2 separate regions of the Homo sapiens genome follow, and region 2 is linked to region 1. Evidence: read pairs that join two places in POLR2A ChIA-PET (ENCODE). Cell type or tissue: Caco-2. All regions are shown on one strand. Each heading gives the region's core, and the rest is flanking DNA. Links, peaks and the distances in the headings are about the cores only.

The links. Peaks named below come from ENCODE experiments on the same cell type or tissue, not always from the same donor. Only the 100,000 strongest peaks of a DNase experiment are listed, where the experiment ranks them.
Region 2: POLR2A ChIA-PET joins it to region 1 with 7 read pairs; 2 of 35 experiments call an interaction of 5 or more read pairs at or near these places.

What each region holds. Positions count from the first base shown.
Region 1 is chr14:22,285,576-22,302,115 of GRCh38, reverse strand. It overlaps LOC107984649 (a long non-coding RNA gene), which reads left to right and starts at 11,383. Exons shown (of 3, transcript XR_001750634.2): 1 at 11,383-11,533; 2 at 12,311-12,364; 3 at 14,922-15,047. It also overlaps TRA. In Caco-2, for the core only: no CTCF peak of the experiment used is centred there; a DNase peak (open chromatin) is centred at 9,305.
Region 2 is chr14:22,182,623-22,199,162 of GRCh38, reverse strand. It overlaps TRA, the pseudogene TRAV32 and the pseudogene TRAV33. Among named protein-coding and RNA genes, the nearest start is that of TRD-AS1, 290 kb to the left of the region's middle. In Caco-2, for the core only: no CTCF peak of the experiment used is centred there; no DNase peak of the experiment used is centred there.

The DNA of each region.
Region 1 (16,540 bases), core at 6,794-11,793:
AAAGGGACTAATACAGCGACCATAGCGCCTGAAAGTTAGTTTCTCAGCCCTTGCTCCACTCCCTTCCTTCTTCCTCTAGTTGTCCCCAGTTTCTATTGTTGCCATGTTTATGACCATGTTTACCCAATATTTAGCTCCCACTTCTAAGTGAGAACACAGGGTATTTGTTTTTCTGTCCCTGCATTAATTTGCTTAGGATAATGGCCTCCAGCTGCATTCACTCTGCTGCAAAGGACATGGTTTTGTTCTTTTTTATGACTACATAGTATGACATGGTGTACATGTACCACATTTTTAAAATCCAATTCACCATCGCTGGGCACCTAAGTTGATTCCATTTCTTTGCTATTGTAGATAGTGCTGCAATAAACATGGGAGTATATGTGTCTTTTGGGGGTAGAACTATTTGATTTCTTTTGGATATCTACCCCATAATGGGATTGCTGGGTTGAATAGTAGTTGTGTTTTAAGTTCTTTGCGAGATCTCCAAACTACTTTTCACAGTGGCTGAACTAATTTACCTTCCCATCAACAGTGTGTAAGTTTTCCCTTCTTTCCACAGCCTTGAAAGCATCTGTTGTTTTTTGACTTTTTAATAGTAGCCATTCTGACTGGTGTGAGATGATATCTCATCGTGGTTTTGATTTGCAGTTCTCTGTTGATTAGTGATGTGGAGCATTTTTTCATATGTTGGTTGGCCGCTTGCGTGTATTCTTTTGAGAAATGTCTGTTCAGGTCTTTTGCCCATTTTTAAATGGAGTTATTTGTTTTTTGCTTGTTCAATTGTTTAGGTTCCTTACATATTCTGGATAATAGATCTTTGTGGGACAGCTTTCTACATTAATTTCTAGACCTGTTAAATCCTAAACTAAATTCTCTATTGTCTTAAGCAAGGTCCCACTGAAATCTCTTTTCCTGCATGAACTCTGCATAACTGATAAAACCATCCAACATTGCTTTTTGCCTTTAACAACACTTGAGAAAATGAAAGACATTAAGAAATAAAAGACATTACATTCAAATGTACCCAGCAAGTACTCACCAAGTATCAAGTAATGTGATAAATGATGAGGTGGGTGGGGGTATTAAATAATTCCACAGTATCTAGTCTTGGTTTTAATGGAGTTGTAAGATAGTTAGAAAGATTAAAATAATGCACATAGAGTTAAAGTTAACAGTGCAAAGCAGTACACTGCTTTGTACAGTAGCATAGCATTGGGTGCATTTTTTTTGTGTATGCTGTACGTGAGGTCAAAAGAGAGGGAAATTATGAAAGGCTATGGGAATTTAGTACAATCTCTTTGGAGGAGCTAAGGCCTAAAAAACACATAATGTTTAGATAGAGAGAGAGAGAGCACGCACTAAAGGCTATTTCAGGAAATATAGAGAGGTAGGAGTGAGGATGACATGTCTTTGAGAAAGTGTGAAGAATGGTCCAGCTAACAGAGAAAACAGAGTCTGGGTAATAGTGTCTGGGAATGAGGATAAATTGGTGAAATGAGGAGGAGATAATGGAAGTCACTGAAAGCTACTTCAAAGGGCTTATATTCATGAGAAAATAGAAACTGTTGTAAGATTGTGAATAGTGGAGGGATATGATGAAAAGATATCTTAAAAAGAAAGGTGTGGCAGTGGTGCAGAGGGTCAGAGGGTGGTTGGGAGCTGGTAGGATAGGGGAGAAGAGCAAGAAAGAGACTTCAATAATGAAGAGGAAGGAGGACACCCCTTTCAACTTGGTGGGAACAATCTAAGGACTTGAATAAGGTGGTAGTCATGGGAATTCTAAACAAAATATACATTCAATAGCACTTCAAAGGAAAAACTGACAAGCATTGGTACCTGACTATAAACTCAAAAGGTTCAAGCCTGAATAAGGAAATGTTGTGGTGCCATTTACAGAAACTGGGAAATTGGAGAAGCATCTGAGTACAAAAAGTGTTTTGAAATTGAGATGATAACGAGCTATTATGTGAAAATGCCCGGGTAAGAGTTGGAGGAAAGGACAAGATCTCAGCTGAATGGAAGGTGTTTGACACTTAGCAGAAACTCAGTAAAGACATCTATCATTATTATGCATTATCACAGGTACCACATAGTATTATAATCAGTGTGCACATCTGTCTGTTTCTCGCACTAGACTATGAACTCCTTGAAAGCAGGGAATTTCTCATAGTCATTTTTGATTTCCCAGTGTGTAGTGCAATGATTGGCATATAGTAGGAATGCAATATGTTTTTTTCTTTAATGATGAAAACATAGGAGAGTCGAGACATAGTAGTTGGTATATGTGTAGCATTTATTTGCTGCGTATGTGAAGAAGGAAGAAGAGGCAGAATTCAGGATTTTTTTCTTTACAATTTGATGTTGACTTTGGAATTGTAAAATAGTATAAATTTTTAGAAAGTAGAGAAGTTTAAATTAAAAAGTTATATATTTCTAAACACCACCAATTTCATCAAGATCTATGTATACAAGGCATTAACCAGTGATTTGAAAAATTGCTTTTTTTTGTGGGGTTATAGCACCTTTCGCGTTCTTAACATTGCACATTTGTGTTTTCTTTTTTATTATCAGTTTTCCTAGAAATATTGCCTTTATTTGTACATTCTAATTATTGCTTTGCATTTAAATTAATTCCTGCTTTTATCATTAAACTTTCCCCTTCTCTGTTTTGGCTTATTTTGCTCATTTCTTTTTTATTTCTTGAATTGCCAGATTTGGCTCCTTTGTTTTACTTTTTATTAATAGATGGATGCATTTTCTTGTGAATATTGCTTTGAACAAATATATAGTTTTTTTATGTAGTACCATTATTAGGGTTCATTTTTAGTGACGTGTAATTTTAACTCTTAGTTCTTTGACCTGAAAATGTTTTAGAATATTATAAGTGGTTCTCTTTCTACTCATTTATTTGCTATCTTTTAATTATTAGTTTCTAGCTTTATTGCATTAGGTTCAGACAATGTGGCTTATATGATTCCCATTTTTTGAGTCATATTATATGCTCATTTTTTTGTAAATATTCTGTAGCTATATGTTTAATATAAAGTTTTTTCCATCATCCTCTCTCTCTTTCTCTCTCTGAGAAAAAGATATTAAGGTGTCCCATAATGAATATGTTATCAAGTTATTTTTATATTTCCTACAAATTTTGCTTTATATTTTTCTGACACAGTTTGTTTGTTGTTTAGAGAAGGCGACACTAATACTCATTCAATGATTGCTGCTAAGTGTGAAGGATGTTCTGTCAGGAGATGGACAGGGTGCTGTAGGAGGTTTAGCAGGCGGTTACATCCAAGTCAAGACGGCTAGAAAAGGCCTCCCGAAATAAGGAACATTTAAGCCATAGTTGACACCTTTTAGGATTTGAAAGCAGACAGTATCAATCTGGGTTCTGGTAGGAAACTTATGGCATACTGAAATTGTGTAATTTGAGAAACATGACACTAGTTATAAAAATACAAGCAGTGAGCAGGGAACATATAAGAGATAGTGCTACAACCTGGGACTAGCATCACTCCAGGCCTTGAATGGAAAGGAGGGAGTGATTACCAAAACCTGGAGAAAGACAGGCTATTTGGAGAGGCCACCGTAAGGAGCTGATTGTGGGTTAATGTCAGTATGTGGGAAGGGAGGAAGTTGGGGGAATATATAGCCTGACCTTACTTTCCTCATTTTTTCTGTTCTCTGTGGGTACTGCCCTTGGGCAAAAACCTACTGGAAACCAAAAGACAAGATAGCTTATTGGTATAATCCCTATAGGTCAGTCACCTGGGGCACAAAGCAGGGTGTGGAAGGATGGAGAGAGGACCTGGAAGCAAACAGGAGATATTAAGCACAGAGTGCAAGATGGGTGAAGAATAAAGATGAAAGATGAAACCAGAGCAATAAGCTAGAGAAAGAAAGGCTTTGTGAGCCTTAGTAATGATTTGGGATTCCATCCTTTGGGAAACTGGAAGTCACTGATTAGTTTTAAGCAAGAGAGCAAACAGATTGCACTTGTATTTTTAAATAATAACTCTGGCTAGACTGAAGAGAACATGTTGGAGGCACTGATGGCTTCGTTTACTAGGATGGGGACACAGAGAAGGTGGACCTATGGGGTGATGAGATAGGGAGCCCAATAGTGTGTCTGTGCCAAGGAGAGTCTTGGCTAGAGATACAGGTTTGTCAGTCTAGAGCAGTTAAATGGTATTCGAGGCTCAGGAGCCAGTAAGATTGCCTAGAATCTGTGGATAACATAGAAGAGGGCTTAGGAACCCCATAATTCAAGAAATTGGCAGAGAAGCTATAGCCTTCAAAGGCAGGAGAAAGTGGGATTAGCTAGGAAGGAAAGAGGAAAACATGGAGAATTTTGAGAAGTCATGCTCTTGAATTGGCTAGTGAACTCTCTGGTATCTCCTAGATGAGTCATGATAAACTTCTGTAGTAAGGGTATCAGGATAAGATCAATGAGGGCATTTTAAGTAAGAGACAATTTTACACTGACGTTTGATAGAATCTCTTCATCTCCAGCAGTCACTCTGGCCTAGAAAACTGAAACCCCTCAGTGAAGCTGTGGATCAGAGAGAATTTGCTTTATGCAAGATCTCCATGTCCACAGATTATGTTTTTGTAAAGCATCTGTTCAAAGGCAGAATGTGCCAGGTGGCTGTGGAGAAAGATATAAATTAGTCCATGGAATTTGAAACTCTTAACATGAATTGATCATCTACCTTCCTTTGCCTTCATGGCTATGTTCGTACTACTGAAAAATAATTAAGAGTGTTTCAGGACATCTGGTCCATTAGATTTCTTCTGAAAAGAAAATCTTTACATGTTAAGACATCAAATTAAATAAATAATAGCCAGCTATGTTTTTGCCTAATTCAGATGTATATGAAACCAGGATTTTATAGTTTAGGTATCAGGAAGTAGTTTTCTGATTTAGTGCCAGGATGGCCTTAAATGTGCTAAAAAACAAAATACTAATACAAATAGGGAGTGAGCCTGGGTTCACATTTTGTTACTATTCTTAATCATTAACTAAAAAAAGCTAATTCCACAAATGTTTACAGGAAAAAGATACAACTATATAGATAGCAAAATAAAATGCTATTAGGGTTGACACGATAATCTGGGGTTAATTTTTTTTTCCAGGCTATGAACGCAAAACTCTTCCATTTCTGTAGGTTAACCTCCAACCCACAGGAATGTAAACTATGTGAGCCTTTTCTCAGTTATGGATTGCTAGGTAAATATGCTCTGACAACAAAGTTACGATCCCCAAGAATGCCAGATAATTGCTTACTTGAAAATGCTCTTGCAGATAGAGAAAAAAAAAGACTAGCAATCATCATTTTTCTTTTTTCCAGGATTGGGATAACTTTTTTTCACAATATTATTAATAAATGGCCATGACATTTAAACTGTCTTTCCCAAGATAAAGATATATGTTTAAATGACTTTGTGTCATGCAAGAACTCAATCTCCCATAATTTTCTAATTCATCAGGAGCTATTCTTTCAAGCCAGAAATGTCAAATAAGTTTTAGGAAATTTATCAGGTTTACTGAAACTCAAGGCTCTGTCATTAAAATCTCTTGCTGATTTTCCTCAAACCTCACCACTTCATGAAGTCTGGCTGAGAATGAAATCAGTAATGTGGAGAGCAATCTAATGCAGTGATTTTTCAAACTAGGCAACAGTTATGTATTTTAAGGGAATCAATTTCCAGATCTTCAACTTCTGTATGTAACCTTTCCTAAAAGTGATCTGTTCAAGAGCTTGACTGTGGTTCTTGTTTCCCGTCTCAAATTTCATAATTGCTCTTCCCCAACCTTATTCAAGACGGAATCTCCTTTTGCAGCATTGCCCTGCAGTTTAAACACCCCTGGAACATTAAACAAAGGGACAATTTATTGGTGTCAAGGAAGCCTCCTTTAATTAACCGTAAATATGACCCCAGTCACTTTCTTTTTTTTTTTTTTTTTTGAGACAGTGTCTCGCTCTGTCGCCCAGGCCAGAGTGCAGTGGCGCGATCATGGCTCACTGCAAGCTCCGCCTCCCAGGTTCACGCCGTTCTCCTGCCTCAGCTTCCCGAGTAGCTGGGAATACAGGCGCGTGCAACCACGCTCGACTAATTTTTTGTATTTTTAGTAGAGACGGGGTTTCACCGTGTTAGCCAGGATGGTCTCAATCGCCCGACCTCGTGATCCACCCGCCTTGGCCTCCCAAAGTGCTGGGATTACAGGCATGAGCCACTGCGCCGGGCCGACCCCAGTGATTTTCTTAAGAAATGCATTTCCAAAAAATTTTCGCCTGTAAGTTTAAAACTAAAATTGAAATATATTTTTGTTGTTTTAATAAAAGGTACATCAACAATAATTATATTTATAACTCAATCTAGAAAGATAATTTTTAGCAATTAGAGCAGTATGGTCAGAGAAAATTTAAAAGCAATTTCAATTTTTTACGTGATTTTGTTGCAGGCATTTTGGGTGATCAACAAAAGCCTTTAAACAAAAATATACTAAAATTAAGTTCTGCAGGAGAAGTTGAATGGAAATATGATTCCAAGGAAAGAAAAGAGCAATATAAGGTCTTCAATTGTCAATGAAGAGCTTGTTGTGAATTTTAACTGGGTGTTGATGGGTATCAAATCACTTTGGTATTAAGGTTTCACTGGATATGTTTAAAAGCTATTCTGAGTTTTATTTGAAAATGTCAATGTTTATATTACAGTGGAATTTACAACCTTTGTAGCTATTTAAACATTTAAACTAATAATAAAATATTTTAGAAGTCATCTTAAAAATGCATGAAGGTTTTACAGTTTTCCAATGTCTGAATACCACTAAGAGTTGGCCTACAAACATGAGCACACTTTGATGACAATGCAGGAATTACTGTCAATATATGTTTATGTTTAACCCCCTAGTCACTCTTTAAATCTGTGTCTCCTACAGCCTTTGGTGGAAAGTAATCAGTCCTGTTGAAATTCAGATAGCTTCTTCAATGTTTCCTCTTAGACCTGAATTTGAATGAACCAAGATGGAAGAAGGGACCTTTAGATCTGACATCACTCACCTTTCTGAATTTGCAGATGCCACGTGTAAGAAATAATCAAACAGTGCAATTCTGAGCTACTGTAGAGGAGGCCTGTGTGGCAGATACTCTCTGGGTTACCTGCTTCATCCCCTTCATTAGGCAGAAAGTGTTTCCTCCTGTCAAAAAGCGGTTTAAAGTTTGCTGTATTTGAATGGAAATGCTGATTCCTGGTGTCACAGAGAAAACGCAGCTGTAAAAGAGACAAGACAAAGAACTCAAGTTAGAGAGTGCATTAAAGCTCCATGTTGTTGGTTTTGTTAATAACCAAAGCAGTCTACAAATGTTATCCCAGAATGTTACTAAGAAGCAAAATATCCATAGGGATTAACTGATGGAGTCACAATACCTAAAGGTTCTGGTTTGACCAAGTTCTTAGACAAAGACTAAGATGACTATAGGCACAGAAGCAGGAAGTAGACATTCTAGCCTAGACGGTGGGGCAGAAAAATAATTTGGGGTAGAGGAAAGATCAGATTAACTCATGCCTACTTACCTATTAGATTTTTATTTTACGAATACCTCTAGATGTCATTTTTTTCATCTTTTCCTCTTGTTTCTTCATTAGCCTGTATTGGCTCTCTCATATCTAGTAGAATATCTGTTATAGTATGGTATTGTATATATTGTGTGTTTCTGTCTAGGCCAGGGTGATATTCACAACTTTTATTCTCCTGTTTAATAACATATTTAGTGTTTGGTATGAAAAGCAGACACAGACTGGGAGTGGGAGTCAGTGCGAGGACAGAATCCTTGCGGAACCCCCTGCTATCCCATGTAGGGCAAGGGAGGGACTTCTCTGGATCTTGATTACCTCAGATAAATAATGAGAAAATAGGATTAAACAAAACAAAACAAAAAGACTTTTTTTTATTTTAACTTTAATCTCCACAACTCTGTTTCCCCTCTTCCATAGGTTTTATCCACCCAGGAACGTTCCCCAAGGAGAGATTTATAAGAAGAAATTTAAGAAGAGAAGTTGCTTAATCTTAGAGTCAGGATAGTTTCAGAAACCAAGTCTAGGAATTTTACTCAAATTTTTGGGCCCTCCATTCCTATGTCACTCAATCCTAGGATCTGAGCAGCAAAACGATTTCTTCTCTCTTGTCCCCATGGAAGTCTCCAGAGCAGGGCTCCTTATGAGGGAGGGAGAGAGGGGAGGACTCCGGCCTCCTGCTTTGCCTTTAGAGGTTTGTGCTGACTTCCTGCTGAGCTATTACCATCTTTCACCAGAAGTTTCTACTTCTATGTTGAAAGAAAATTTCAACCTGAATTTGGGAGTCCTGGAGTAGTTCAACATGTTTTCCTACTTTCCATGGATTTGTTGGAGAGAAAGTGCTGTGGTACCTAATTTCAGTAGATTATACAGACAAGAGGCAAGAAGTACAGCAGCCACACTGAGAGAGTGAGCCTTTTGTCTGGATTATTGAGGCCACATAGGTATCTTTTGAGAAAGGCAACTTTTGGTTACATTGGATGCAAATAGAATTGCTTTAATTCTTCTATGGATAGAAATTGGGGACTGCGTTTACCTCTAATTGGCAAAAGGAAATTTTAGGCATTTGCAATGTGTGTGTGGTTTGCTAGATGAATAATTGAAAGCATTTACATGAAGCAGGAGTGCAAATGAGAGCAGCCTGGCATTTTCTATTTGTTTTTTCATTGCTTACTGTTACTTAAAAGTGTGACCAAAGGCACACACTAGTGATTGTTGTGTAGAACCCTCCTTTGGGAAAGTGGATGAATCGGAATACATTATTTTCTTTAGCCAGTTGATCTTTCAAGAAGTAAATATTTATTTATTACCAAATTTGAATAGGATGCTTTATTGGATGCTGTATATGAACATGTGTGTGTATGATTGGGAGTGATGATGGTGGTTTAATTTATATGTTTCTATGTGTGTAAATCATAGTTCTGAATATTGACACATATAAACCTGTACACGATTAAGTAGAAATATAAGTCAATGTTTTAAAAAGTCCCCCATATGGCAGAGTCAAGAAGTTGTATGTGAGTTGATTAGCAAAGTAGATCATTATGGGCTATATAGTCTAAGTTGTATTTGCTGAGGATCTAGATGGATAAGCAAGGATTTGATAGAGAAGAAAGGACTGCTGCAATCTTAATGTTTGTCTTCCCCCTTGGAATTCATATGTTGAAACCTAATTGCCAAAGTGATGATATTAGGAGGTGGTGCCATTGGGCGGTGACTATGTCATGAGGGCAAAGCCCTCATGAATGAGATTGGTGCCTTTATAAATGAGGCTCCAGAGAGCTGCCTTGTCCTTCCGCTATGTGAGGACATGATGAGAAAATGTCACCTATGAGCCAGGAAATGGGCCTTTACCAGATACCAAATCCATTGGTGTCTTCACCTGGGGCTTCCCAGCCTCCAGACTCTGAGAATAAATTTCTGTAATTCGTAAGCTACCTAGTCTATGATTGTTATGGCAGCTTTAATGAACTAAGTAAGACAAGGAATGATCATAGCATTGTGAAATACAGCAACTAGAATATATTTTCCTTTTTAAGATTAAGACTAGCATGGGATGTATTACTACTGAGTGGAAATACAGAGCTCTTATACACCCCCTCAACCCTCATCCTCCCCATTTCCCCTATTATTGACATCTTACATTAATGTCATACTTGTGTTACAATTGATAAGCCAATATTAATATATTGTTATTAACTAAAGCCCATAATTTACATTAGACTTTGATCAGTGTACACTCCCCATAGTTTTGTTTTTGTTCAGAATGTTATATAGTTGGAATGATACAGTATATAGTCTTTTCAGATTGGTTTCTTTCACTTAGCAATATACAGTTACAGTTCCTCCACGTCTTTTTGTGGTCATGTCTTTTTTTTTTTTTTTGGTGAGATGGAGATTTACTCTTGTTGCCCAGGCTGGAGTGCAATGGCATGATCTCGGCTCACCACATCCTCGTTCAAGCGATTCTCCTGCCTCAGCCTCCTGAGTAGCTAGGATTACAGGCATGTGCCACCACACCCAGCTAATTTTGTATTTTTGGTAGAGACAGAGTTTCACCGTATTGCCCAGGGTGATCTCGAACTCCTGACTGCAGGTGATCTGCCTGCCTCGGCCTCCTGAAGTGCTGGGATTACAGACATGAGCCACTGCGCCCGGCCTGGTCATGTCTTTTTATCATTGAATAATATTTCATTGTATGGATGTACCATACTTTGTCGATAGATTCACCTGTTGAAGGACATCTTGGTTGATTTCAAGATTTAGCAATTATAAATAAAGGTACTTCAAACATTTTCATGCAGATTTTTATGGGGACAGAAGTTTTCAACTCACTTGAGTTAAAACTAAGGAGCATGATTGCTGAATCATATGGTAAGAGAATGTTTAGTTTTATGAGTAACTGCCAAACTATCTTCCAAAGTGGCATTCCTACCAGCAATGAATAAGGGTTCCTGTTGCTCCATATTCTCACAAAATTTGATGGTTTCAGTGTTTTGGATTTTAGTCATTCTGATAGGCAGGTAGTGATATTTCACTGTTTTAATGTGCAAGTCCCTAGTAATATTTGATGTTAAGCATCTTTTCATGTGCTTCTTTACCATCTATATACTTTGTTTATAGTCTGTTCAGATAGTTCAGATAGTTCAGATCTGAGGTGTCTGTTCAGATATTTGCCCATTTTTTTCATTGGGTTTTAAATGTTCTTATTGTTTTATTTTATTTTATTTATTTATTTTTTGAGACGGAGTCTTGCTCTGTTGCCTAGGCTGGAGTGCAATGGCTCAATCTCGGCTCACTGCAACCTCCACCTCCCAGGTTCAAGTGATTCTCCTGCCTCAGCCTCCCAAGTAGCTGGGATTACAGGCTCCCGCCACCATGCCTGGATAATTTTTCTATTTTTAGTACAGACAGGGTTTCGCCATGTTGGCCAGGCTGGTCTCAAACTCCTGATCTCAGGTGATTTGCCTACCTTGGCCTACCAAAGTGCTAGGATTACAGGCGTGAGCCACCATGCCTGGCTTATTGTTGAGTTTTAAGAGTACTTTGCACATTTTGGATACCACTTAAAAAATACATATGCATTTTGCAAATATTTTCTCCCAGTCTGTGGCTTGTCTTTTCTTCATTTTCTTAATTTCTTTTGATTTTGGAAGTCTTTTATTTTCTTTGAAAATATCTATGGTGATTTTCCAATGAGTGCCCTTGGTGATATAAAATATTTCCTCCCTCTACTTGTAATTGAGATTATATTTTTGAAATGTATTAATATTCTTTTCTCCTTTATATTTTCAGATACATAACCTTATCTATATTCTTCTGAGGAATCTATCTGTCTTGAGTGGGGAGAGATTAGATTATTCTGAGAGGAATGGAAATAGAAAGCATTAATATTCAGCTCTGACATCTAAATTTGGATCTTTGATTACTTAACAAGAGAACTGCCTTAAAAGTAAGGTTTTTTTCAGGTGTAACACTTTTTCTTAATTATTTATTGTATTCTTTACCATATTATATGTAAGACCAGCTGGACTTGATCATAGAGTTTTACATCAGTTTGACAGAAAGGTGCAGGACAGAGAGGGAGGTCAGTTTTTTGGGTCCTAGAGGGTAAAGAAAAATGGAGGCAGAACAAGGAACTTAGGTGTCAGGACTCTGGTCTTTCCCCTGGTCTGCTATGGGCGGACACTGATTGGGTTAGGAAAGGCTAGAAGCATTTAGATAAGTATGGGAACAGCACAAGAGTACTGGGTAGTAGAGCACCTCTCACAGTGTTCTAGGGGCAGGCTGCATGTCTCTGGGGGAAGTCTTACTTAAGTCGTGGGAAGATGGCGCTGGAGAAAAATCAAGGCTTGGCTACATGAGTCAGAGGCTACTTTCTAGAATCCCCATGGTCTGTTTACAGGTGCAGGGAATACAGAAGTCCCCAGGGGTCCAGGAAGTAGATGCAGAGAATTGAGAGAGCTAGTGGCCTGGCAAAGTCCTGGGCTAAGTACAAAGAAGTGCCCATGATGAGGGTCTTTGAGATGGAGTCAAGCGGCTGAAACAATTGGCTTCAGCAGTGGTGTCAACACATAATCCCAAAAGTCCAGGTAGGAAAATCCATATATAACTAGGTACCTACACAGGGAACAGAGTAGATTGGCTGCTCAGCTGCTCAGACCAAAAGATCCAGAAGGCAATGCATGGATTTAAGCCTATTTTTTTTTTTTTTTTTTTTTTGCCTCAGGTGACACTCAACTGTCTCACCTTATCACCTAAATTTCATCACGGAAAGAAAAGGGTAAGGTGGTTGAATTCCAAACATATCACCTAAAGAGACTGAGTCATCTAAGAAAGAATTTACATCAGCCCTAACATGGAATTGAACTTAAATGAACTGAATATTTAAAGTGAAAGGAACTCTTTAAACCTGAATAAAATGAGACATTGTTAATTGCAATTTACAAAATTTAAGTTTCTTGACTATTTGGTAGATGGGATCATTCATAAAGAAGATTAGATATATTAGAGAAATTTTTTTCTTTGTGTGTCTTTTTATATGTATCTACATATTATGTGAGTTTGTTATCCTACCATGTCAATTTCCTTTTTCTCTGCCTCATTCATTCATCCACCCCACTGAATTCACACACTGTTTTAATTATCTTTGAAAAAAGTATAAGGCACAGAAAAATCTACAAAAACAACAGCAAAGAAATACAAAAATCAAGAAGAAAAAAATAAGGGCAGGAACATAAACCTTGAATTAGATTTGGAATTAAAATATATGCAATCAGCCTCTATAGTTGGAGTTAAGCTAACATTGGCTCTGAACTTATTAGCAGTCAATGTAAAGAAGGAAAACAATCAGTCCTGTGATAATTACCTCATCCATATGATAAAAACAAACTACAAGTGTAGGTACAAATTATCCATGTAGGAAATCTTAAGAGAAATTTTTCTTATAGCATCTCATAGAACATGAGGTAATATGTAAACTGTGTCCCCAATAAAGAAGCTATATTATGTCCAATGATGAATTCTGTAGGACTGTTGTTTATGATATACTTCATAGAAAACTTATTGCATTATGACAAAGCACAGTTCCACGAAGGAAAGAAAATGGTAAGGTATTGGCTCAATAGGAATCCTGCATTGAAACAGCCAAGATGAAGATTATTTTATAGCTACAGGCACTTTTCTGGAAGAGAACCTCCTGGGAAATCTAAGGCTAGATCAAACTGCATAGTAGGGAATGGGGAATAAGGGAGTTGCCAGAATATGGCCTTTTTGAGAGGAAATAGGTATACACTCCTCTCTCTCTCTCTCTTTTACTGTCACTCTCATATAAGTCTATAAGACTGTAAGATATCCATATATATATATAAGAGTTTGCTATACATACACACAGACACTATATAAATATATTACCCATGTAGTAAATCTTAAGAGATTTTTTCTTATAGCATCTCATAGAAACAAGAGGTAATATGTAAACTGTGTCCCCAATAAAGAAGCTTTCTTCCTTCCTATATATAGCATGTATGTGTCGTGTGTGTGTGTGTGTGTGTGTGTTTGTGTGTGTGTATCTTTGGTATTGCTTAGGGTATCTTTACATGAGCTTTTTTTTAATCAAATAATATTCTGAATATTTCAATGCTTGTAATGCTCTCTACAACTGGGTGTCACTTTGTCTGCATTATGGTTAATTATTTCTGTATTTTTCTATATTGAGGTACCTGACTCTACGTTTCCTAAATTTTATTCAGAACTGTGTTATAGATAACTTGTGGTTTATTTAATATATATTGAACAGTAAAGCCATGATCATCATAAAACCTTAAACATTCTCATGTATTTATTTATAGCTATCATATTTCTTGCCTTGTGACTACTGAATGCTAATAAAATATAACCCTTTGATAAATGTTTTCTAGGACATTTTATTCTGCATTCTTTAGCTATTTTTGCCAATGTTTCATAACTTCATTTTCCTTCCTTTCCATTTCTGTCACATTTATCTCAGCTTTAATTCCTTATCTTTGAATATCTATGTTGCTTTAAGCAATTTTTCTTTTGCTCTTTCTTTCTCTTTAACTGTTTTCACTAAGTGCTGATCATATACTTATATTTTCTGACCTGTCTTACTTCTTCAATGTGTTCTCAAATATTTGTGGATACCTCAACAATGAGTATATTTTAATCAAAATAATATCTTTACTTTGGCTCTTATTGCCTGCCAGCTTTCTTCCTTCCTGTCTTTATCCCTCCTTGATTTAAAGAGACATCCAAATGAACTATTATTCATAGCATATGAGAATCTATATGAATAAATAGGACTTTCATCTACAGCTAAAATGCTCAAGATTATACCTAAATAGTTGGTAATTTAGAATGATTTTCCTGACTTCATATTTGTTGCTTTCAAACTTTTTCTGGAGTTTTAGATTTAGAGTATAACATTGGGTTTGGCATAGAAAGTTATATCAAGCTGTCTCTTTTTTTATTCTTTAGTTTCAGTCTGCCAAATATACAATTTAACACATCCCTCAGCTAAATTTGCCCTTAAAGAGTCCTTATTTGTCCCTTTATCTGCTGAACACATTGAAATTATCTTGAACAACTGTCTATGCTGAATTTCTGGTCAACAGAGCTTCTATATTTTGGTGAAGCAATTTTATTCATTGCTTTTTGCTTGCTATGTTGAAATGTAAGTTTGGGCGATTTAAAAAATTATTTTATTGGAATTGATATGTGAGCTTATTACTGCTTTCTGATGGCAAAAAGGAGTTTGAAATAAATTAATAGCATTGGGGTCATCTGTTATTTTTACGTATCCTTATTCATTCCTCTTCTAGTAGCATCTTGGCTTTGCCTTGAGGAACCACCTCTGCCTGTTTCCCAAATCTGAAGAAATCAGTCTAAGCAAAGTCAGTCCAGGATATTTTCTGGAAATATCACAAAAGAAGCCTGTTTCTTCTGCTGGAGTTGTTAATTTGGCAGGTATGGTAAGGAGAGAAGTAGCTTTCCAAAGATGTCTCTCTCATCCACTGGGGCAGTTATACTCCAAATGCCATAGACTGGGTGGCTTTAACAACCAACATTTATTTCTGACAATTAAGGCTGGGAAATCTAAGATCAAGATAGCAGCAGACTCAGTGTCTGGTGAGGGCCATTTCCTGGTTCATAGATGGTACCTTCTTGCTGTGCTCTCACACGGTGGAAAGAGCAAGGCAGCTCTCTGGGGCCTCTTTTATAAAAGCACTAATCTCACTCATGAGAACTCCACCCTCATGACCTAATCACCTTTCAGAGGTCCTACCACTTAATACCATGACCTTGGGGATTAGGACTTCAACATACAAATTTTGAGAGGACGCAAACATTCAGTCTATAGGAATGTCCACCACCTATCCTCAGAACCTGTGAATATGTTACTTTATGTGGCAAATGTCCTTGAAAATGTGATTTAGAAAATGGGATTCACCAAGAATCTTAAGATGGGAAGATTATTCTGGAATATGTGGGGGATCTCAATGTAATCTCAAGGATCAAGGCTCAGGAGGGCCATGAGGGTGACAGGAGATGAGACAATGGTGGTAGAGGTCACAGTGCTGCGATTTCTAGTTTTGAAGATGGAAGAGGGCCATGAGCCAAGGCACGCAGCAGCCTCTAGAAGCCAGGGATGCTCAGGATTTCACTCAGTCTCCCCTAGAGCCTATAGAAGGAACACAGCCCTGCCAACACCTTTGTGTTAGTGCAGTGAGACTTATGAGCTCCCAAACTGTAGGATAATAAAGTAATATTGTTCAAGCCACCATGTTTGTGATAATTTGTTACAGCAGCAGGAGGAAACTAACACAGTAGGACACAAGTCTGAGGCTCCTGGCGGCCATCTTTGCCATCATGTGGGCCTGAGCTTTCTTCAGAGTAAAGCCAATATAAACAAGAGCCAAACGATAGAGACACGCTGTGGTGACATTATTTGAGCATTTGGTCAGTCCTTCCTAAAGTAGTTAACCCAGATTTTTCAGTTTTATTAGCCAACAGATTTTTGTTTTGTTTTGTTTTGCTTCGGTTACTTTGATCTGGGCTCTCTCTTACTTGCATACTATTTTATGTACAAGTATCTTTTTAAAATTACAGTTTTACTTATTATAGCTCCAATTTGGAAACAATGTACTTATCATGCTTACTGTATTCATTGATTTACTCGATCAATAACTCAAGTTAGGCCGGGCACAGAGGCTCACGCCTGCAAACCCAGCACTTTAGGAGGCCGAGGTGGGCGGATCACTTGAGGTCAGCAGTCTGAGACCAGCCTGGCCAACATGAGGAAACCCCCACTAAAAATACAAAAATTAGCTGTGCATGGTGGTGCGCACCTGTAATCCCTGCTACTTGGGAGGCTGAGGAAGGAGAATCACCTGAACCTGGCTGTGGGAGGTTGCAGTGAGCTGAGATTGCACCACTGTGC
Region 2 (16,540 bases), core at 5,529-10,528, 100 kb after region 1:
ATGGGAGAAATTGGCCAAAACAAAGGGGCTATAGACCCCATGCGAGTCCAAAATCCAGCGGTGCAGTCAAATCATAAAGCTCCAAAATGATCTCGCTTGACTCCATGTCTCACATCCAAGTCACACTGATGTAAGAGGTGGGCTCCCATGGTCTTAGGCAGCTCCACCCCTGTGGCTTTGCAGGGTACAGCCTCCCTACTGGCTGCTTTCATAGGCTGGCATTGAGTATCTGTAGCTTTTCTAAGTGTGTGGTGTAAACTGTCAGTGGATGTACCATTCTGGGGTCTGGAGGATGTTGGCCCTCTTCTAACTGCTCCACTAGGCAGTGCTCCAGTAGAAGCTCTGTGTGGGGGTCCAATCCCACATTTCCCTTCAACACTGCCCTAGCAGAAGTTCTCCACGAGAGCCCTGCCCCTGCAGCAAACTTCTGCCTGGACATCCAGGCGTTTCCATACATCTTCTGAAATCTAGGTGGAGGTTCCCAAACCTCAATTCTTGACTTCTGTGCACTTGCAGGCTCACCACCAAGTGGAAGCTGCCAAGGCTTGAGGCTTGCACCCTCTGAAGCCATGGCCTGAGCTCTATGTTGGCCCCTTTCAGCCATGGCTGGAGCAGCCAGAATGCAGAGCACCAAGTTCCTAAGCTGCACACAGCATGAGGACCCTGGGCCCAGCCCATGAAACCACGTTTTCCTCTGAGGCCTTCAGGCCTGTGATGGGAGGGGCTGCTGTGAAGACCTCTGGCATAACCTGGAGACGTTTTCCCCATTTGTCTTGAGGATTAACATTTGGATCTTCATTATGGCTTGAATTTCTCCTCAGAAAATGGGATTTCCTTTTCTATTGCATTGTCAGGCTGCAAATTTTCCAAACTTTTATGCTCTGCTTCCCTTATAAAACTGAATGCTTTTAACAGCACCCAGGTCACCTCTTGAATGCTTTGGTGCTTAGGAATTTCTTCTGCCAGATACTGTAAATCATCTCTCTCAAGTTCAATGTTCCACAAATCTCCAGGGCAGGGGCAAAATGCCAACAGTCTCTTTGCTAAAACATGACAAAGTCACCTTTGCTCTAGTTCCAAGCAAGTTCCTTATCTCCACCTGAGACCACCTTATCCTGGAAGATGATATTGTTTACATCACTATCAGCATGTTTGTCAAAGCCATTTAACAAGTCTCTAGGAAGCTCCAAACTTTCCCACATTTTCCTGTCTTCTTCTGAGCCCTCCAAACTGTTCCAGCCTGCACCTGTTACCCAGTTCCAAGGTCACTTCCACATTTTCAAGCATCTTTTCTTCAATGCTCCACTCTGCTGGTACCAATATGCTATGTTAGCCCATTTTCATGCTGCTGATAAAGACATACCAGAGACTGGGCAATTTACAAAAGAAAGAGGTTTAATTGGACTTACAGTTTCACCTGGCTGGGGAAGTCTCACAATCATGGCAGAAGGCAAGGAAGAGCAAGTCACATCTTGCATGGATGGTGGCAGGCAAAAAATGAGACAGCTTGTGCAGGGGAACACCTTTTAAAACCATCAGATCTTATGAGACTTATTTACTATCATGAGAACAGCATGGGAAAGCCCTGCCCGCATCATTCAATTACCTCCCACCAGGTCTCTCCCACAAGACATGGAAATTCAAAATGAGAATTTGATGGGGACACAGCCAAACCATATCATGAAGTAGCTCAGGAATGGAAAACCAAGCATCGTACATTCTCACTCATATGTGGGAGCTAAACTCTAAGACACAAAGGCATGAGAATGGTACATTGGACTTTGAGGACTCGGGGGAAGGTGTGGGAGTGGTGAAGGATAAAAGACAACACATTGGGTACAGTGAACACTGCTTGGGTGATGGGTGCACCAAAATCTCAGAAATCACCACTAAAGAACTTATTCATGTAACCAAACAGCACCTGTTCCCCAAAAACCTATTTAAAATTTTTTTAATAAAATAAAATAAAGGAAGCCCCCCCCAAAATTATTTATGTGATGTTTTCTCAATTAATGTATTCCTTTTGTTTTCTGTGGTATCTGGTTCTTCACATGTTTGAAGGCAGTTCCCAAAGCTCATGTTACTCATTGTATAGCATAGGATTTGGCACAGATTGAGAACTTAATTTGTTGGGTGAATATATTAATTTTTATTTACTCATAACATTATTGGGAGAAATTATATGGAATGACTCTTGCAATTGTTCCCCCAAAAAGCTTCTAATTTTTTTGAAAACAAATTGAACAAAACTATCTAAAAGTAAAAGTGAAAATGCCAGATTAGATCTGTGAGCAAAATTCAAATAGCACACCAAACCTTATTCTCCATCCTCCAAAAAAGAAAAATTCACAAATCTATAATACATAAAGACTGGTTATTAGAATATGACCATATATGACACAATAGCCATATAGTGACACTTAATTTGACAGCTGTTCACTGTGTCATGTTATATATGTGTCAGATTAAAAATGACACTAATAATTCAGTACTGGTATAAATATATAGGTTTAAAAAATTGGGATTGTGAAAAGAAATATGAAATGTAGATGTCTCTATGTTATCTAGTTATATTATACAAAAGTCAAACATATAGTGTTCATTACTGCAATATTCAAATGGTATGGAGAATCCAGACTGAGTCTAGAAAAGAACAATAAATATTGTGGTACCTTTTGCTTTGCTTTTTTATTTTTATGTAACAGCTTCATTAAGATACAATTTACATACCATGTAATTCACCCATTTAAAGTGTACAACTCAATGTTTTTCAGTATATTCACAGAGTTGTGCAGCCATCACCACAATCAATTTTAGAACATTTTCCTCATCCCAAAAAGGAACCTGTATCCATAAAAACAGCCTTTTTAGGCTGAATAATATTCTATTATATGTGTGTGTGTATACATATATATCACATCTTATTTATTTTTGTTTGCTGACATTTAGTAGATTCAGTAGATTTTCTTGAATAAATGCTTCTCCATTTTTGGTATGCCCTTAGGACGATTTCCCAGACTTTGGCTTTTTAAAAAATAATTTTCATCAGTTATGATTCAAATTGAGAAATTAGTGTTAAACAATTTTCCTAAGTATTGGTATCAATTTACACTCTTACTTGTTTGAGTAGATTCAAATTCTCTTCATTACTTAGCTCTGTCTTTCTTTTTTAATTTTAGACATTTTGGTTGGCATGTAGCAATATTTATTATTTCTTTTAAAAAAATCAACATTATTGAGGTATGAATTACATGCAGTAAAATGAACCCATTTTAAGTGCTTTGAAATATGGTGAGTTTTGAAATATTTATAGAACATGTAACTGTTGTATAAATCAAGACACAGAACAATTATTTCACCCTAAATTGTTCCTCTGTGTTCTCTACCTGTCAATCAGTGGTTGTCTGGGTTCCCCAACTGCAGAATCCAGACAACCACTGATCTGTTTTCTCTCAATATGGATTAAATTTGCTGTTCCTCGAGTTTCAAATTAATGGATACAAACAGTATAAACTCTTTTCATCTGACATTTTTCTCCATGTAATGTTTTTAAAATGCATCCATGTTATTGTATATATAAATTGCTCATTCCTATTTATTTTTTTCCAGTTATGACCTATAATGAATAAAGCACCTCTGAATATTTATCCAAAAGAAATAAACAATATTATGTGAATATTTTCTATTCACAAATACATTCTGCATAAATACTTCTGTGAATATATATTTTTTATTTCTTCTGGTTAACAATCTATGGGTGCAAATTATTAGATCATACAGTATATGCATGCTTAACTTTATAAAAATTGCTAAACCATTTTTCAAAGTGGTGGCACAATTTTACATTCCTAGCGCCAACATAATAAATATATAAGAGCTTCAGTTGTTCCATATCCTTGCCAATGCTTGATATTGTCTGGCATAATCTTTCTCAAATGGATGCAACCATTCCCTCAGTTCAGATGTTTTAGGCCTCTCAATTGGGATTGATTAAGGGCCTATTAATCTCCATTATAGCTACTAAAACTATATTTTTTTCCTCAAAAAATCTAGATAATATAAAGTAGAGCCTCAGGAAGCTGATTCTGTCTTTCCTTCCTAGGTATTCTATGATTAATTAGCTTTCTCCAAAAATCTCTGAATGTTAAAAGACTCTGATTAATACTCTTTCTCTATCTGTTAAACTCTATCTTTGTCTCTATCTGTTAAACTCCACTACCTATCGCAACAGGATCCAGTCACACCCACTGAAATCCAGGAAAGCAAATTACATGGCAATGTGCCCACCCCGTCCCCATTGCCTTCACTGTATAGAGGTTGGATGGCCTCCAAGAAATATTTTAAGAATTCTGGTGACCCACTCAATGATGAATTTCCTGATTCCTTGGTGAAAGAAGGGTCCTCTGGGATTCCCAGGGAGTATGGTTAGCAGGCATCTGATTAAATTGCATCAGATAATTCCATTACCACATTCCCATTTACCTGAATCCTCAGACTTCTTTCTCTATGAGATTTTTGAGAAATATCTGCATTTTAATTTTATTATCTTTAGGCCAGTGGAGTTTTACTATCCCTATGTCCAGAGGGCAGAGAGGAATATCAAAACCTGAATGGAGATGGGTGTGTGGAGAGAGCCAAGTTGAAAGGAGCTGTGATCTTTGAACAAATGATGTTTGCCACTAGAAGAGATTCCTCAGGAGGAGAACCAAGGAACAAACACCCTGACCTTACTCTGCTACCTTTTTCAGATTTTGGCAAAGGGCACCTCACTGGCAAAAATCCACTAGAACCCAGAGGGCACGGGAGCCTTGTTGATGCGGTTCATTCAGGTCAGCCTCGTGAGACAAACAGCAAGGAAGAGAAAGGTGGAGAGTGGATATGAGAGGAAAAAGGAACACACACAGCTGACGAGATCTGTAACTGAGTGTGTTCCTGTTCCTCCATACCATATTTTAAATTTCATAGGCTTATTGTCAGGGACAGGAAGTCCTCCTATTGCTCTTCTTCTCTCGGAGTGCTTTGAGTATTACTGACTTTTAAAAACTATATATTTTAGAATCTACTTGTATATACACACACTCTTGATACTGATGGGGATTTCATTGAATGTATTTACCAAATATGCGAGAATTGATGCCTTTGCATTGTAAATCTTCTAATTCATGAACATGATGAATTCTCCCATTTCTTTAGATCTTTAATTTCGTTTTTTAATGTTTTATAGCCTTTTGTCTTGAGGCCTTGCAAATATCTTTTAAAATTTATTTTTAAGTATTTTGTATTTTTATGCTATTTTAAGGATATATACATGTTACATTTTTTAATTTTTAATTTTTGTGGGTAGATTGTAGGTGTATATATTTATGAGGCACATGAGATGTCTTGATACAGGCATGCAATGCATAATTACATCATAGAGGCCAGGCATGTGGCTCACGCCTGTAATCCTAGCACTTTGGGAGGCTGAGGCGGGAGGATCACTTGAGGTCAGAGTTCAAGACCAGTCTAGCCAACATGACGAAACCCTGTCTCTACTAAAAATGCAAAAATTACCCGGGCATGGTGGCACTTGCCTGTAATCTCAGCTACTCAGGAGACAGGCACCAGAATCACTTGAATCTGGGAGGCGGAGGTTGCAGTGAGCCAAGGTCGCACCACTGCACTCCAGCCTGGGTGACGCAGTGAGACTTTCTTAAAAAAAAAAAAGTTTACATCATGGAGAACGAGGTATCCATCCCCTCAAGCATTTATCTTTTGTGTTACAAATAATCTAACTGTACTCTTTTAGTGATTTTAAAATGTACAATTAAATTATTATTAACTATAGACACGCTGTTGTGCTATCAAATGATAGGTCCTATTAGTTCTTTGCAGTTTTTTTGTACCCATTAGTCATCCCCACCTATTTTTTTATTTTTATTTTTTGAGACGAGTCTCGATCTGTCGCCCAGGCTGGAGTGCAGTGGCATAATCTCGGCTCACTGTGGCCTCCGCCTCCCAGCTTCAAGAGATTCTCCTGCTTCAGCCTCCTGAGTGGCTAGAATTACAGTCATGGGCCATCATGCCTGGCTAATTTTTGTAATTTTAGTAGAGATGGGATTTCACCATGTTGGCCAGGCTGGTCTTGAATTCCTGACCTCACGTGATCCACCCACCTCGGCCTCCCAAAGTGCTGGGATTACAGGCGTAACCCTCCACCCCCAGTTCACCCCACCTATTTTAAGGACACTTTTTAAAGGTTCATTTAAAATTTCTGATTGCTTTCATATAAAATGTAATTTTTAATACTACATAGCTAAACTCAGTAATGTAATATATATTTGCAAATGATTTGGAATTGTATATATCACAGTCATGCCATCTGTGGCTAATATTTATAGTCTTGTTTCTAATTATTAAAACTTTTATTTCTTTATTTTTCTTAAATATTGGTTAGGACCTTCAGTATACTTTTTTAATAGGGATAGCGTTTTTTTGGCTTTCTTGAAATAAAGCATTCAACATTTTTCATTAAGTTTTATGTCTGCTTTGTTGTAATACATATAATTTAGCAGAATGAGGACTTTTTTTTCTATTCCTAATTTGCCATAAATTTATCTCTTTATTATGAATGAATATTTACTTTGTATTAAAAACTTTTGTGTAACTGTTGAGATTATTAAATCATGTTTTTATTAATGAGAATTATTACTTTAATTCATTTAAGATGTTATATAAAGATTATATAAAACCCAACTTGGTTGTGATATGTTATTCTTTTTTATAACTGCTAATTCTTTTTACTAATAGTTTGTTTAGAATTTTTGAATTTATGTTCATTTAGTGAGATTATCCCATAATAATTTTTTAAAAAATATTTCTTTATTCAGGTTTAGTATCAAAATCATGCTGGCCTTGTAAAATAAATTGGGAAAACATTTTCTCATTTTTTCTCTGTATTTAGATAAGTTGAGTAACTAGGTTATCCTGCTACAATAATCAACTCCAAAATCTCAGTGTGTTACAAAAACTGTTAATTATTTTCTGCACATACCTAGTTCATTTTGGATTATTATGAAGACCCCTACCCTGCTTTGATGAGATTCTGACTGCACTCTATGCAGGGAGTTATTTTGCCCATTGTTTTTTACATTCTCTGGCTCAGTCCTCTGGAATATTCTTTTTCTCTTATCTCCTTTGACCACATATTAAGGAATATGCCTGCCTTGGTGGATAAATTGGTTTCTCAGCCCACCTTCTGCTGGGCTTATGAAGCACCCAAGAATTATTTTCTATCTCTAACAATCATAGTTTGTTTTAGTCAAAGCTTCTTTTGGTCATCCATTTCTTTCAAAACATTAATTGCCTTCTTATCTATCTGAATACAATAAAAACCATGTATTTATATATTAAAATACATAAAAGTAAATTTATGTATTTATGAAATTTGTTTATATATAAAATATATAAATAAATAAAATGATAATATTTATAAAAACTGCTAAAATCAACATGAGATTGGAAGATAAAATGGTTTATAGTGCTACTTCAAATCTGGAAATTCAACAGTTTAAGATGAGAATCAGCAAACTGCTTCTGAATTTCATGAAATACATAGGTTCATTTAATCTTATTGTTCAGCAACGATTTTAAAAAGCACTTTGTATGATGGTTAATAGTGAGTGTCAACTTGATTGGATTGAAGGATGCAAAGTATTGTTCCTGGGTGTGTCTGTGAGGGTGTTGCCAAAGGAAATTAATAGTTGAGTCTGCACTGGGAGAGGCTGACCCACCCTTAATCTGGGTGGGCACCATCTAATCAGTTGCCAACTCAACTAGGATAAAAGCAGGCAGAGGAATGTGGAAGGACTTGACGGGTTAAGTCTTCCATCCTTCATCTTTCTCCCATGCCAGATGCTTCTTGCCCTCAAACATCAGGCTCCAAGTTCTTCAGCTTTTGGACTCTTGGGCTTACAGCAGTGGTTTGCCAGGAGCTCTCGGACCTTTGACCGCAAATGGAAGGCTGCACTGTCGGCTTCCCTACTTTTGAGGTTTTGGGACTCCGACTATCTTCGTTGCTCCTCAGCTTGCAGACGGCCTAATGTGAGACTTCACCTTTCGATTGTGTGAGTCAATACTCCTTAATAAACTCCCCTTCATACATACAACTCTCCTATTAGTTCTGTCTCTCTAGAGAACCCTGACTAATACACTTTGTGATTTACTTTAACCCAAGATAGAAACGTAATAGTTGGAAATCGCAAGAAAGAATGCTGCTTTATATATAAACTCAATAAGGAAACTTTTTTTTTACAGAGGAATGTTTACATTATAAGGTCTCAACTGTGCCACTAATGTGCCTTCTTCCTGTCTGTGCTTCATGTATTTTCCCTAAGCTCCTGAGCAGGTGGCTTCCTTTATGGAGTGCTAAGGTTTTTGTTTATCTTCCACTGTCATTTCTACTTCTGTGGGATTCCTGAGAGCACAGAAGTACTTGGCTGAGTCAGTTTTAAGGAATTGATGGTGAGGTTGATGAACTTTTTCTTTTTTTCAAAGTTCACAGGCTTTGCATTTGACTTAGAATAACCCTGATGAATAAGGAAAACCATCTCTTCACTGGGAGGTTGCTTGTTGCTTGTACCAGTATAAAGTGTACGAATTCTATCTGGTTTCAAACATGCAGTCCAAGGTCACAGCTACTCCTTTCTGCCTAGTTACTGTGGTCTGAACTTGGGTTACTTTCTGAGCCATGCTGGATCCTATGGGAAAAAGGAGAAAACAGAGTTGGTTCCCTTAAATGTCTCAGATGGGTCATGAGGACTAGATTAATTTATGGCAAAAGGACAAAGAAAATAATTAAATAGTGTTTCATTTCCCCACTTCCCTTACCTCTTACTTAATACTCCACCAGTTCCAATTTGTGCAGCCCAGCTCTCGAGGAAGCTGCAGTCCCATGTTTGGGGCCGCCCATAGGTACTGAAGCCAAAGGGGACCACGAATGCCCACAGCAGGCCAGGGCAGAGCATGGTAGAATTTCTTCTTATGGTTGAAATTTGCTTCCTCACTCAAGCCTGGAAACAAAATGCTTCTCTGAGTGCCTGAGTGCAAAGTCCCTGGAGAAGTTCAGTGTTTCTGCCCCCAAACAGGAAATAAAGTGTGCAAGTAGTATGTTACATTGCTCTATTCAGAGACTGAAAAATCTACCCTACCCCAAATCTCTGTTTTGTCTTGGTGTTTTCTGTGGCAATACATTTGAAAAATTAACCTTATATCTAGCAAGGTACAGGAATAAAGTTTAATAATCATTTTGTTATTGAATTTTTGCTTAATACCATATGGTCAGAGACTATGACTATTCTGAATGATTTAAGTTCTTTGAAATTGATTAAGGCTTACTTTATGTTTCAGAATATAGTCAATTTTGCTAAATATTCCTTGTGTAATCTGTTCTTTTGAGGTAAAGTATTCAATCTATGTATGTGAGGTAAAGGATATTAGTTGTGTTGGTCATAATTTCAATACTTTTCTACTGAGAGATGTGTGTTAATGCCTGACATGATGGTTGTATAATTATTTATTGATCTTTTAATCAATAAATTCTACCAATTTAATTCTACTGGTCAACTCTACTGATTTATGTTTGATATATTTTGAAGCTACGCCATTAGGTATATATAAAAATAGAATTTGTTCTGGGTAGATCGTACTCAATCATTTTGATGTGTTGCTCTGTGTCTCTAGTAATAATTCCTGGTTTAATGTCAATTTTATCTGATATTAGTATAGCTACCCAGCTTTCTTTTGGTTGGGGACTCCAAATGTCTTATTATTCACATGCAAAAGAATGAACTTTCATCCCTACTTCTCACCATATTCAAAAATTAACTTGAAGTGGAGCAATAACCTCAATGTACAAACTGAAACTATGAAACTCTTAGAAAACATAGATATAACTATCTGTGACCTTGGATTAGGCAATGTTTTTAAAAATATGACATATAAAGCACCAGCAACTAAAGAAAAAATAGATAAATTAGACTTCATTAAAATTTAGAACACTTCTGCTTCAAAAAACACTATTAAGAAAGCAAAAAAAAAAAACATAATCTATAGAATGGGAGCATCTATTTGCCAATCATATGTCTCATAAAAGTCTAGTATCCAGAACATATAAAGAATTCTTACAACTCAACAATAAGAAGACAACCCAATTAAAAACAGCCCAAATACTTGAGCAGACATTTTCTAAAGCAGGTACACAAATGGCCATTAAGCACATGAAGATAGGCTTAGCCTTATTAGTCATTAGGGAATTGCAAGTGAAAACCACAGAGGGATACTACTTTATGCCTACTAAGATGGGTCTAATTAAAAAGACGGACAATAACAAATGAGAATGTGGAAAAATTGGAATCCTCCCTTACTGCTGACAGTAATGTAAAGTAGTGAAGCCACATTGAAAAATAGTTTGGCAGTTCCTCAGAAAGTTAAACATAAAATTACCATATGACCCACAATTCCATTTTTATGCATAATACCCCAAATACTAAAAACGTATGTCCACACAAAAACTTGGTCACAAATGTTCAGCCTTGAAATTATTATGGTAAGTGAAAAAGCCAGTAAAATATGTGAATATGTGAATCATACAATACGTGACATGATAGGTCACATATTGTACAATTCCATATGTATGAAATATCTAGGATAGGCCATAGAGACAGAAAGCAGATTAAGGCGTTGTTAGGGGCAGATGTGCTGAGGAGGGGATGAGAGTGACTTATAATAGGTATGATTTTTTTTTTTTTTGGCGAGTGATGATAAAGTTTAGGAATTAGTTGTGATGGTTGCACAGATTTGTGATGATATTAAAAATAACTGAATGGTATACTTCAAAAGCATGGATTTTATGCTATGTGAATTATATCTCAATTTATCAAAATAGAATAAACAGAACTATTCTATGGTTTTATGTAAATAAGAACAATTCTTACTTTAGTGGAAGTGTTGTCTGGGGGGGAAACATGAGAGAGTTTTCAGGATTATGGGAAATGTTCTATATTTTAGTTTCAGTGATGGTTGTATGGCATATACATTTGTCAGAACTCATTGAACTGTACTCTTGAGATCTGTGTACCTTACTAAACTATGCTACAATACAAACAAAACTAATAATTTGAACACAATCTGTGTCCATCAACAAGAGATTGACTAAATAAAATGTGGTATAGTCACACAATGGCAAAATTTGAAACTTTAAAGAGAAGGAGATAGCCAGTTGATGGTTGTTAAAGCTGAATGAAAGATACAAAGGAGTTCATTATACAATTCTTCCTAGTTTGTGTGTGTTTGAAAATTTAGATTAAAAATAATAAGGTAGCTGTCTTCATGTACTGACAATGATGGTTTCCCATGATATAGTTTAAGTAAGAAAGCATGGTAACAGAACAGTGTGGATGGTATGCTACATTAATATATATGTTATATATATACCCACAAGCATATATACATACATCATTTTTATATATACATATATATATATACACATCATATATATGTATATATGTATAATGTTCAAAGAAAATTTCAGTGTAACAGTGGTTATACTAGGCTGTTGGGGATAGTGGGGATAGAGGTAAAGAGAAAAGTTACTTTTCACTATATATCTTTTTGTATAATTTTTATTTTATACCATGTATACTTATTACTTATTCAAAAATCCGAGAATAATTTATATGAAAAATACTTTCTCTTTTTTTTTTTTGAGATGGAATCTTGCACTGTCACCCAGTCTGGAGTGCAGAGGCAGGATCTCGGCTCACTGCAACCTCTGCCTTCCAGAGTCAAGCGATTCTCCTGCCTCAGCCTCCTGAGTAGCTGAGATTACAGGTCCACACCACTACGCCCAGCTAATTTTTATATTTTCAGTAGAGATGGGGTTGCACCATGTTGGGAAGTTTGGTCTCGAACTCCTGACCTCAAGTGATCTACCCGCCTCGGCCTCCCAAAGTGGTAGGATTAAAGGCATGAGCCACAGTGCCCAGCCTCACTACTCTTAACTCTACAGATTTTGTTTATGTTTTTTGCCTCATGAGGGAGTTGGTAGGTTTTTTTCTCTATTTTGAACAGTTTGACTAAAATAACTATTATCTTCCTTTCTTGAAGGAACATTGGAAAAAAGAGAAAGATCACACTGTTGCTACTGTACATACAGACCTATGAGGTATGAAGGAATTGGTGAATTTGGGCAAAATCCTAAAACTCCTAGGTGGTGTCATTGATCCCTGGATATACACTGTCATCAAAATGTTTCCCCAGTTAATTTCTGGTGAGCAGACATCCATTGGAGGAGAGAAGCAGAATACAATTAAATTTTGTCATGTCTTTCTGTTCATCCTGCTCAATCCTCAACACCAAGAACAATGTCTGGCACAGAGTAGGCAGTTGGTAAATATTTTCTGAATGTAGAACAGTTGCAAGACAAAAATCTTTGCAGGAATTCTTCTGGTGGCTATTTGAATTGTAACTTTTATGACTGAATACCCGTACTATGAAGGTGGATGTCCAGAGGAGAATGGACATAAATGTTATATGATAAATATACTTGATATGTTAAGTTGCTATGAATTAGGGCATATGCAGACACACCTGGAATGAAAATACTTATAATAAATAATGAGTGTGTGATGATTTTAAAATATGATGATTTAAAAATTTTAAAATTTTTTCAAAAATGAATCTTCTTTTTTTTTCTGAAGGCCAGCAGATTGCCACCCAGAAGAGTTTTAGGTGTCCTTGTTTTATTATGGAAGTGTAGGATCTCAATGAAACAACCTCAGATATTCCAATGAGGTTATCTTTATTATTTACATATCTATTTAAAACAACACTACTTCTCCTCTCGAATACATTGGAGTTAGTACAAAGTATACCAGCTCATTTTGAGTTACTTTAAACGTAATGATTTTGTAATCACAATTATTAGATTTCTGCATTCATTTCAATTTAGAAACAAGCACATTATGGTAAACCATTCTAACCCAAAACCCGTTCAAAGACAAAGAATGTGACTGGACTCCCAGTTGCAGGTTTGAGTACAGGTTGCAGGTGCCTGAAGAGTTCTGTGTTCTCACTGCACAGAAGTACAGGAATGAGTCTCCTGGTTGGGTGGCTGTAATATGCAGGGAGACATGTTTAGCATTTTTATTCAACAGTACAGTGAGCCTTCTGTCCTGTTTTCTATCCACATTTGAATGAATCTCCATTAAGATATTAGGGCCTTCCCCGTTTTCTTCTTGTACCAACAGAAATAATTCAAAGCTCCATCTGTATAACTGTCATTAATAACGGCCATTTCTCTCTCCTAGACATTTAGATTTGAATAACTCTGTATCACATCCTTTTCTTGGCCAGTCATCACCGTTGAAACAAGGAAAATGGGTTACTGGGTCATTTTCCGAATGTACGTTTTCTTTGCAGAGTATCAGCAGAAAACCAGGGGAGAACTAAAATGAATCCCCCTCCTTCCCCAGACTTGTGATGGACCCCTCCAGAAGCCCTGCACTTACGCTTCAGCTGAATTTGAATAAAGCTCCCAGGGACTTTTCCATTCTTCTTGCCATTAGAATCATCAATGATCTATACTATCTGGGAAGGAGAACATATTCTATTCTCAGTGTATTCTTGCTCTTTCTTAACCTGGCTATAAGCCAATAGGAGACAAGCTATGCTCTGCCCAACAGAGTTGAACATTCCATTTCTCTGCATGTGAAAATGAAGTGCTGCCATCCTGTGTACAGACCTCTAATTGCCAAGGCCACGTGTATAACACACATTCTGTCTTTAGAAGGAGAGCTGGCATGTCTGCCTATCCCTTAGAACATCTTACTTCACAAGTAGGAAATTAGTAGAAAGTCATATTTCTGGTTTATATTTCTGGTGATTAAGTTACAGATCTTGCATTTAAAGTTTCTGATCTGTAGTAGTTCTTTATAGGGTTTAAGGTAGATATAAGGGGAAAAAAAGCCTGACAGTACAAAGTAAGAACAGAAAACTACTAGACTCAAATGAAAACATAGAGAATGTTATCCATTGATGCCTTCTGCACTTTTTTTTTTTAAATAAAGAAGAAGCAGATATTCATGCCATGTAGTAACAGTCTTCTTTGGTGTCCTAGTAAGATAAAGTCTCTATTCTAAGACAAGCAGTGTTGGAGCTAAGCTTCAGACCCACTGAGAAACTTCTTATCATCAATGTGTCCTTCTGAGTCTTAAGTTAAAACATACTGAATGGGAAGCTTTGAGGAAGTGACTGACAGCACAAATATGAGGGAACTGGTGCTTAAATAATAACCCCAAATGATGATCTGTTACCACAAAATGGTCACTCCAGACTCACTCTCAAGAAAGTCTGGGAAAGACAAATATTTTATTAGAGATGCGGGTTTCTATTTTAATGTTTATCTTTAAAGAAGCAACAGTGCAGAGTCTTCAGAGAGACCATTAGAGTTACTCATTTGGATTTTAGAGACTCTTCCTGGTTCGAGTCTAGACTGACTGTATCTCTCATTTTATTAGTCATTTTGGATCTGGCAGGAAAGATAAACTCATAGTCAAAGAAAATAAATAATGTACAGCCTTTGATTTCACTTTTATCACTGAACTCTAGCAGCTAGGCACCAATCAATGAGACAGAGGCAGAGCTCATGGCTTAGAAGAGTTTGGCTATGTTGGCCAACCTTGCATTATTCTGTTTCTGGTCAACCATGTCTTACAGATGGTGGTGTTTTGTTTTGTTTTTTTTTTTAATGGAGTTTTGGTCTGTTGCCCAGGGTGGATGGAGTGAAGTAGCATGATCTTGGCTCACCGCAACCTCCACTTCCCGGGTTCAATCGATTCTCCTGCCTCAGCCTGCCAAGTAGCTGGGATTACAGGCATGCACCACTGCACCTGGCTAATTTTTTTATTTTCTTTTTAGTAGAGATGGGGTTTCGCCATATTGGCCAGGCTGGTTTCGAACTCCTGACCTCAAGTGATCCACCCACCTCAGCCTCCTAAAGGGCTGGGATTACAGGTGAGCCACCATGCCCAGCCCAGATGGTGTTCCTAAGAAACATTATAAAGATTGTTTCTTCCAGCTGCGCGCAGTGGCTCACGCCTGTAATCCCAGCACTTTGGGAGGCCAAGGTGGGCAGATCACAAGGTCAGGAGTTTGAGACCAGCCTGGCCAACATAGTGAAACCCCATCTCTGCTAAAAAATACAAAAAATAAGCCAGGAGTGGTGGCGGGTGCCTGTAATCCCAGCTACTTGGGAGGCTGAGGCAGGAGAATCGCTTGAACCCGGGAGGTGGAGGTTGCAGTGAGCCAAGATTGTGCCATTGCACTCCAGCCCAGGCAATAATGTAAAACTGTCCAAAAAAAAATTTGTTGCTTCTTTGTTCTACCATTAGTTGCAAATCTTCTTTTGGAAATTTAGGACTGCCTGTGTTGAATTTTCTATTTTAGGCTCTCAATAAGTTTAACTGGATGAAAAGGAAATGAGAATGGAATAGAAGGGCTAAAGTAGTCTCATATATTCAAAATGCTTAAATAAAAGAAGCACAAAAGCAGGCACACAATGAAGTTCAATTGGAAGGCTTTCCTCTACTGAGTAATTGGACGAATTGGCATGCAGACTTAATATTAGAATTCCTCATCCAGTTCCATGATATTATCAATAGATTTATTTTAAAAAATTGGGGCATAATTGATGGCTATTGCAAAGAAAAGGTAGAGCATCTTAGGATGTAAATTAGGTAAATTTGTGCAGAACTGACCAACATTCTAGTAACACCAGGAACACCTGGCTCAGAAAGGCGTTGGAAAAATTATTATTTCATGAAGTATTCAGAGCAGTGTGCCTAGTTTTGTCCCAAAGAGATTTTAATAACTACTTTCTGAAGTAGGAGTGCTATATATTTTTTATTTTTTTGAGACTGAGTCTCACTCCGTCACCCAGACTGGAGTGTAGTGGTGTGATCTCAGCTCACTGCAACCTCCGCCTCTCAGGCTCAAGTAGAAGTGCTATTTAAAACAGGTTTCATCCACATTGAGGAATTATCTGCTAACTGGCAGAAAGATCCCACTGATATCTGATATATGTGCAAGACATTTAAAAAGACTTTAATCTGAGCTTTATTATCCTGTAGAGAGGATTGATGTACATGGTCCTGAAGTACCATGGAGCTGGTATACTAAATGTCATCGGTTTAAGAACCAAGGAGAGAAAAAATTGGGAGACAAGGAAATCCATCACACATCACAATTATGTGCCTGACTTTTTCCCAAAGAGATTTTTAGTAACTAGTTTCTGAAGTAGAAGTACTATTTAAAACAGGTTTCATCTGCATTGGGGAATTATCTGCTGGCTGGCAGAAAGATCCCATTGATATCTAATATATGTGCAAGACATTAAAAGGGACTTTAATCTGAGCTTCCATTCAAAAGAATGGAATACAACCTTAGATGTTTTATTTTTGTACCAAATATACAATGGACTCTGTTGGAAGAGTAGAGAGATCTT